3 separate regions of the Homo sapiens genome follow, and regions 1 and 2 are each linked to region 3. A link is a contact called in ENCODE Hi-C or POLR2A ChIA-PET data. All regions are on one chromosome and are shown on one strand. The core of a region is the stretch at or near the end of the contact, and the rest is flanking DNA. Distances in the headings are between cores, read along the strand shown. Region 1 holds the start of ITGB1 (integrin subunit beta 1). Region 2 overlaps NRP1 (neuropilin 1). Region 3 has its middle 37 kb from the start of EPC1-AS1.

Evidence for each region. Hi-C counts contacts between places; a loop is a spot of excess contacts on that map. ChIA-PET counts read pairs that join two places held with the same protein, here RNA polymerase II (POLR2A). Pooled maps may share reads with other maps.
Region 1: a map of CD4-positive, alpha-beta T cell shows a loop between it and region 3 (1.9-fold over the local background). The contact joins the promoter of ITGB1 here to the enhancer-like site in region 3. A Hi-C loop is called at or near these places in 14 of 168 maps with a recorded cell type or tissue (B cell, CD4-positive, alpha-beta T cell, CD4-positive, alpha-beta memory T cell and 8 more), 32 of 37 single-sample maps with no recorded cell type and 31 of 50 pooled maps. POLR2A ChIA-PET finds 5 or more read pairs at or near these places in 8 of 52 experiments (CD4-positive, alpha-beta T cell, MCF 10A, OCI-LY7 and 3 more).
Region 2: a pooled map shows a loop between it and region 3 (3-fold over the local background). The contact joins two enhancer-like sites. A Hi-C loop is called at or near these places in 1 of 168 maps with a recorded cell type or tissue (naive thymus-derived CD4-positive, alpha-beta T cell) and 7 of 50 pooled maps. POLR2A ChIA-PET finds 5 or more read pairs at or near these places in 1 of 52 experiments (PC-3).

Annotation. Positions count from the first base shown.
Region 1 is chr10:32,956,824-32,959,523 of GRCh38, reverse strand. It overlaps ITGB1 (integrin subunit beta 1), which reads left to right and starts at 1,294. Exons shown (of 16, transcript NM_002211.4): 1 at 1,294-1,379. RefSeq lists an enhancer at 722-771 and silencers at 942-1,521, 1,592-2,041, 2,435-2,596.
Region 2 is chr10:33,247,482-33,250,181 of GRCh38, reverse strand. All of the region lies in intron 6 of NRP1 (neuropilin 1), which reads left to right. Among named protein-coding and RNA genes, the nearest start is that of NRP1, 86 kb to the left of the region's middle. Within about 2 kb of position 1,386, at least 6 of the 41 ENCODE cell types and tissues checked have a DNase peak (open chromatin) inside an H3K27ac peak, as active enhancers do; they include PC-3, where a contact is called at or near this core.
Region 3 is chr10:32,383,078-32,385,777 of GRCh38, reverse strand. No RefSeq gene overlaps it. Among named protein-coding and RNA genes, the nearest start is that of EPC1-AS1, 37 kb to the right of the region's middle. Within about 2 kb of position 1,382, at least 3 of the 41 ENCODE cell types and tissues checked have a DNase peak (open chromatin) inside an H3K27ac peak, as active enhancers do; they include PC-3, where a contact is called at or near this core.

The DNA of each region.
Region 1 (2,700 bases), core at 45-2,544, 570 kb before region 3:
ACATCCATTAAGTGGGAAAAATAGTGCTCATTTCCTAGAGGTCTTCAGATTGGCTAATCAAGTTTTGATTTTGCTGGTAAGTAATGAGCAAATTTTCTTAGATGTGATCGCTTCATTTTCTCTTATATTGATTGGCAGCAGCCAAATGGGCATTCCAGTCCCTAATCTCCTGCAAGAGAAACACTTCTATTTCATAAATCTGGTAATTTTTGAGCTCTTTTCCCAACAGGGTGCTGCAGCTCACCAAGCGGAACCCACAGCATTTTCTGCTACCAGGATAGCAGCTTGCCAGTAGCATATACTAAATTACTGGGTTTCAGTATGATTTTGGCTGGTACAGACTTCAATCATCGAATCGACATGCGTTCAGCCATTCTCATAATGAATGTTTCCTTCTCTTTCAAACGTTGTTTCCAGCCCCAATCTCCAAATTTTTTTTTTTTAAGAGGTGAAACAGAAACTGTACTCCTTAGGAAGAAACTTTTCCTTCTCATCCCTGTTCCCCATAAAGGTACCTCCAGATAAATCTATCAAAAGCAGGACGCAACTCACCAGGTTTTCTAAAACGTTCCCCAGTCTCACCACCCTTCGTGACACCCATGGGTTTCCCAATTCTTCACCTTTCTCTTAGACACAGGCAAGCACATTATCACTCCAGAAAAGCAGTCCTGGCTTAGCCAGTTCCCTTCCAGAAGGACCACGTGGTTTTTGGCCCCATGGAGCCCTGCAGGGTAGGGGGGCTCACGGTCCCGATTTGCCTCGGGACTCAGGGGGCTTCCGAGATGCAGGATCTCCCGGGCTCGAAACGGGACATCAGTGGACAAACGGGAGCGAGGGTCGAACGCGCGGCTCCGAGGAAGAGGAACTTAAAGAACACGGGCCCAGCAGGCTACACCAGGAACGCGCGGGGCTCTAGGGCGCGTCCGACTCCTCCCGCCCTTCGCAGAGGAGGAAACTGAGGCACGGCGACTGTCTCAACGCAGTCCCGGCCCTGCCCCCCGCGGCCTCCCTCAGGCGCGCTCCCGCGCAGCCGGTTCCTTTGTCCCGGTCGCACTTCCTGCCCCATCCTCCGCCTCCTCCTAGCCCCGGGCCGGGCTGACGCGGCGGGAGAGGAATGCGTTTCCGGAGGGAGAGGGCGGCGGCGGCCTCGGGAGCGGGATCAGACGCGCAGAGGAGGCGGGGCCGCGGCTGGTTTCCTGCCGGGGGGCGGCTCTGGGCCGCCGAGTCCCCTCCTCCCGCCCCTGAGGAGGAGGAGCCGCCGCCACCCGCCGCGCCCGACACCCGGGAGGCCCCGCCAGCCCGCGGGAGAGGCCCAGCGGGAGTCGCGGAACAGCAGGCCCGAGCCCACCGCGCCGGGCCCCGGACGCCGCGCGGAAAAGGTAGGGGCCGGCGGGCCTCGGGTGTGGGAGCGCGGGCCGCGGCCTCCGGTCTCCTGTGCGCGGCAGCACTTAAAGCCGCCGGCCGGGCCGCGCCGGGACCTTTGTGCCGGGCGTGGGGGTGGGGGCGGGGGCGGGGGCGGGGGCGGCCGCCAGCGGTTGGGGGCTGGGGCAGGATTCCAGGCTAGTCCAGGAGGAAGTCCGCACGCCGCCACCCGCCTCGGGTCCCCGGCGCTGGCAGCCCCCGGGCGCAGAGCCAGCCCAGCCGCGTTCCGAACGTGAGGGTCGCCGGCCTGGGCGCTGTCACGTCGGGGCTGCCGGAGCTGCGGGGGACCGGGCCCGAACGGCCCCTGACACCTGCGGTCTCCCGCCGGGCTGGGCAAGCGCAGGTGGGAGCCAGCGAGGCCACCCGGGGCTCGGCGTTTGGGACTCGGCGCTCCCCTGGACGGGTCCGGTGCCTTTGTCTCTCGCTCCCTCGCGAGCTGCTGTCCTTGGAGCAGCGTCGAGCCAGCCGTCGGCGCCCGCGACGGGGACTGGTCTCCTCCGGCTGCCAGGAGGCGGCCCTGGGGCCAGCGCCGCGGGCGGGGGCGGCGGGAGCCGGGTAGAAGTTGGCTTAGTGGAGCCGCTGGGGACCGGGGGTGCGGTGGCGGCAGTGCAGTCCACTTCCCCGTGTTTATAAACGTCAAGAGTCGCCGGTCCCTGCCGGGCACCCCGGGACCAGGACGCATGGCCATGGCCAGCTTGTGCTCAGACCCGGTCCGCGAGCCTGAGAGCCCGGCCTGTGTCTAGTATCATTTTACCGCGTGTCATTTCTTAGGCTTCATAAATTGGATTTATGAGACTCCTACTCTCTAAGTAACTTTTATTTAATCAAATTCGTGCTTTTGAGTCCAAAACTTTGCACTCATTGGTATGATCATTAGTAAGTTGCATTCTCTAAGCTTCCGTTTCCTCATCTGTGAAATAGGAACAGTAATATCTACATTAATAATTCATTTTTATAATAATGACAGTGAGGGCCAAGTTTAGCTCTAGGCATTTTACATGTATTATTTAATTCTGGAACCGCTCTAATGAGATTGGTACTGTTTCGATTCCCATTTTCCGAGTGAAGAAACTGAGGCACAGGGAGCAAAAGTAAGTTGCCTGTGGTCATCAGGAGCTCCTGGAGAAGGCATGGGGTCTAGTTCCAGAGTCCGCGTTTAAACCACAAGTAACCTTCCTAACTATAGTTCTGAAAATCAAATGCAAAATGTAAAAAACTTAGCTTGAGAGTAGATGCTCAATGAGTATTGACTCCTTTTCAGCCCTTCTTTTATAGTAA
Region 2 (2,700 bases), core at 137-2,636, 860 kb before region 3:
AGAGGCACGTACCTCTAATCACAAGAACCTTAGCACACATACATTTCTATTTATATGCACATAAGTATGCAGATGACATTTGTTTTCTTTTTCAGCTTTTTCACATTTTGCATGAAATATGCCCTCACAAAACAAGTTGCTGTAGCAACAACAAGTACACAAATACTTGCATGTGTTAAATTAATAAGGCGATATTGGAAGCTGACTTTCCATCAAGACAGGAACAAGCTTCGGTTCCCATTGTTTTCCCTAGGAAATTACTGAGTGGCATTAAAAAAAAAAACAATGCATCATTAACTGTCGATATGAACGTCCACATTGGAGCTTCCTGTGAGATCCGTTGTCTGCCAGAAAGCTTAAAAACAAGTCAAGGAGCCTGTTAGTGAGAAGGAGCGTGAAGGAAGTCCCAATGTGAAGGTTTGCACACAGCCATATCCTGCTCAAAAAGCCACTTCATATCCTGAGCTACTAAAATTTCCTCATTGTCAGTGGCAGAGTTAATCACACTATGAAATTTGCCTGCCCTGCCTTTTTTTCCAGATTATTCCATTCTTTATTCTGTGTCCCAGAGCTGCTGATCTTATTATTAATTTTACCTTTTTCCTTTCTTTGTTTCTGGTTAATCATTCTAGGATGCAAAATACAGACTCCGTGTATCAGTGGTGCGATCAAAATCTTCCTCTTCAAGCACATCATTAGAACCCAGGCCATTAAGCTCATTGAAACTGAGTTTCTTTTCCTATAAAATAAAAATAACGTAGCCTTCACTCCATTCAGGCTCTCTCAATCTGTGATCTATGAATCTCAGAGAAATGCAGTTTCAGTTTTTCCTTTTCATTTCCGCAAACTAAGTACACAGTGTACTGCATCTTCTAGGGAGACGTTCTCAAAGATCCTGAACGTAGCCATTGACACGCAAAGCAGAATTTAATTCGTTAATTATTTCAATGTTTTATTAATGATAGTGTTCACCACACTGTAAACAGATTTATCCTTCCAGCTTTAATTAAAGCTCTTGGGAGTGCTTTCCTCAAAATAACTGTGACTTTTCTCTGATTAAAATGCCAGGAGACAAAAAAAAAAAAAAAAAAAAAAAACAAGAGACATAATACCTGGGTGGGATATGAACTTTGTTGTTCAAAGAAACAAAAATAGCACCAGGATTACCACACTCCCTAGTGACTTTTGAAATTAAATTACTTGACAAACCAACTCGGGCTGAAACTACTCTTCTCCAAATTTGGGGACTTTTTCTCTTGTGGAAAAAAATTGTGGTACTAGAGTATTTATGCCTTCACTTATTCTGGAGGAGCAGAGAATGGTTGACTTCTAAACCACATCCTGTTTGGGTTGGTAAATCAGCCCTCTTGTGGATTAGTCACACAGAAGGAAACCTAAAGGAAGACAGTCTGTACCTATAAGACCACATCAGCAAACCCTTGAGGCAAGAGCCTCTTCTTTCTCCACTCCATTTTCTAGTGCAGATATTAATTCTCAGGTATGAGAAGAAGGAAAGTTCCAGAAGAGAAGGACTGGAGCCAACCTGCTGAAGAAGCTTGTTTTCATGTTTTCCTTTTGCCTTATATGTATTTCTCAAATAATATTAACGTCTTCCCCATTTTCTCTCTGAAGGACCATTAATGAAAGCCCTTAGTGTGGTAGGGAGATGGGCTGAATGGAATTGAAACACACACAGTCATGTTTAGTCCTTTGAGACAATAGTGTCAAAAGAAAGTAAATGCCCTTCTTCTAAGTTCAACATGAGAAACTGGTCCAATCTAAATGGCCTTTAGGGTTGCTTGAAAGATTTTTAAATTAATTGTGACACATACTCTAACAACGAAATCTTATGTTTCCATAGCGCTCTTCCCTTATAAAAGCACTTTTTTCTTGAGACAGAGTCTCGCTCTGTTGCCCAGGCTGGAGTGCAGTGGCACGATCTTGGCTCGCTGCAACCTCCACCTCCTGGGTTCAAGCGATTCTCCTGCCTCAGCCTCCTGAGTAGCTGGGATTACAGGCGTGTGCCACCAAGCCCAGGTAATTTTTGTATTTTTAGTAGAGATGGCGTGTCATCCCATGTTGGCCAGGCTGGTCTTGAACTCATGGCCTCAAGTGATCTGCTTGCCTCAGCCTCCCAAAGTGCTGGGATTACAGACATGAGCCACCACGCCTGGCCAAAAGCACTTTTTATATACGTCCTATTTTAGTCTTACAAAGTGAGGTCAGTTGACCAGAGATTTTTACCCCCATCTTCACATGAGAAAACTGAGGCCCAGTGGGGTTAAATGGTTCACCAAAGTCCTGACTCCGGAGAAAGATATAACTTGTGAGAAATCACGGTCTTACACAATGGACGTGGATATCCTTCCTCAGACTCAGGAAGCAAGACAGCAGGCACAGAAGGAGAAGTCAAACCGTGGCCAGCGCGTGCATTGCCACTTGCCTCTGGATGTGACACCCAGCCAGGGTGCAGGTGAGGCTTGCAAAGCTCTCTGGCCACTCTGATTATGTTTTTCACTGCATGCTCTTGCGACTGAGGTATGCTGGAGAGATACTCTCATGCCAGCTATTCGGAGAAACATAACTAATCCTGGCATCAGGCCTAATGGGCCACAGACGAGGCTGTCAGACACAGTCAGGTTTGCCACCCTCGGCCCCAGGGTCCTTCCTTCAGTCCTCCAAGGTTTCCCATCCATACAC
Region 3 (2,700 bases), core at 133-2,632:
GAGGCTGAAACAAGGGGATCTCTTGAGCCCAGGAGGCAGAGGTTGCAGTGAGCCAAGATCATGCCACTGCACTCCAGCCTGGGTGACAGAGCAAGAACCTGCCTCAAAAATAAATAAAAAATAAATAAATAAAATAATAAAAAATAGCTTTAATTAAGGGATAACATACATATAATAAAATATATTTGGTGTACTAATCTTGATGTACAGTTCAATCTTTTTATATATGTGATATGTGTACATATGTGATACATACATACATATTTCATGTATATGTAACTGCAACCCAGATAAAGACAGAAGATTTCTTGCAACCCAAAAAGGCCCCTTGTCCTTGCTTTCAGTCTGATACTACACAGCAGCTTAAAAGTAGCTGATTTTTACAAATAAAATACTTTGAAGATTACTCACACTAATTTTATTAGAAATTGCATTTAGTTGTGAATAGGCCCGTAAAAGAAAGATTTACATGGAGTACTATGCAGCCATAAAAAAGACAAAATCATGTCCTTTGCAGCAACATGGATGGAGCTGGAGGCCATTATCCTAAGTGAACGAACTCAGAAAATCAAATACTGCGTATTCTCACTTACAAGTGGAGCTAAACAATGGATATGTATGGACTTTAAAAGATAGGCATAATAGACACTGGGAACTCCAAAAGACTGGAGGCTGGGATATGGGTGAGGGTTGAAAAACTACCTACTGGGTACAATGTTCACTGTTTGGGCGATGGGTACACTAGAAGCCCAATCTCCATTATTATGCAATATGGCCATGTAACAAACATGGACACGTGCCCCCTGAATCAATAGGCTGGGTGCAGTGACTCATGCCTGTAATCCTAGCACTTTGGGAGGCCAAGGCGGGTGGATCACTTGAGGCCAGGAGTTTGAGACCAGCCTGACCAACATGATGAAACCCTGTCTCTACTAAAAATACAAGAAAAAAATTAGCTGGGCCTGGTGGAGTGCACCTGTAATCCCAGCTACTCGGGAGACTGAAGTACGAGAACTACTTAAACCAGGGAGGTGGAGGTTGAAGGGAGCCAAGATCGCACCATTGCACTCCAGCCTAGGTGATAGAGGGAGACTCTGTCTCAAAAATAAAATAAAATAGAATAGAATAAAATAAAATAAAATAAATAACAAAGGTTTAAACGAAGTAGCTGTTTTCTTTTTCTCTCGTGTAAAAAGCAGGTCTAGAGGCAGGACCTCAGTGGCTGGTGTGAAAGCTCCACAGAACCCAGCTTTCTTCTTTCTGTTCAGCTACCCTTAGCACTAAAGAGCTCCCTTTGGTTGACACAATGGAACACCGGACTCCACCCAGGTGTGGTGACCATCCTCCAAGCCTGAAGAAGGGCAAAGGTAAGAAGCACAAGGCAGCAGCCACTGAGTCAGCCCCCTATAAATGCTTTCTTGGAAGCCCAACCAATGGCTTCTGCTTACATCTCACTGGTTAAAACAGTGTCATGCAAAACAGTTTTGGGTGGCACACCCAAAATGAAATGGGATTTTATGAATAAGAAAGGGAGGAGGGATGTTGGTTAGTTAATGAGTAGTCTCCGCCACACCAGCGGCCACAAACTACTCACGTGAATGACCTTTCTTGAAAATGCCATGTTGCATGATTTTAGATTGCAATGGATCAAAGCAATCTAAAATCGTGCCACAACAGGTAATGAGTTCTGAAATAAAGACTCTTAAGATCTTGGCTAAAGACATTCAAACATTTGGAAATAAAAAGTCTGATGAAGTACTGCTTTAAAATTTGATTGCAAAAAAATGTAAAACTTTTCACTATTCTTAAGAGGAAAAATATAGGGAAATCATAAAGAGTAAAATTTATAGCATTTGCACAAGGCTGCACAAAATTTAATAATATTGTATGCGTTCATTTATTAGGGCCCACAAATGGAAATCTGACTATTTCCAAATGGTAACTGTTTCTAATCATTAGGATTGTGAGTTCTGATTTAAACAAAGAATAAAATTTTAACTATCTGAATGACACAAAATCTATAGCTCCACAATTTCATATCCACAGTTATGAATTCCCAAAACTTTTGAAAACTGAAAGCTTTTTTTGCGAATTGCAGCATCCTCTTAGGTGGCAAAAGCTGACCTGATGCCAGGTGCGGTGACTCACGCCTGTAATCCTAGCACTTTCTGAGGCCAAGGTGGGCAGATCGCTTAAGCCCAAGAGTTCAAGACCAGCCCAGGCAACAGGCGGAAACCTCATCTTTACAAAAAATACAAAAATTAACAAGGCGTGCTGGCACACCTGTAGTCCAAGCTACTCGGGAGGCTGAGGTGAGAGGATCACCTGAGCCTGGGAGGTCGAGCCTACTGTGAGTGGTGATCGTGCCACTGTACTCCAGCTTGGGTGACAGAGTGAGACTCTGTCTTAAAAAATAATAATAAAAAAAGCTGACCCAAACTGATGTGGGGATTCTTATAGTCTTTACTCCATTTAATGTGATTGTAATATTTAGCACAAAAATATTACGGCCTTTGATTATAGCGTGCTGCATGATGTTATTTTTTTTAACTCAGAAAATTAATCTGAATTCCAAAACAGATCTATCTCCACCTCCAGTTCTGTGAGGTAAAGATTTTACAAACTACACTACCTAATTAGTTCACGATTTGATTTGTTTGGAGATTCCTATTAATATCAAAGCTCATTCAAGGGATTATA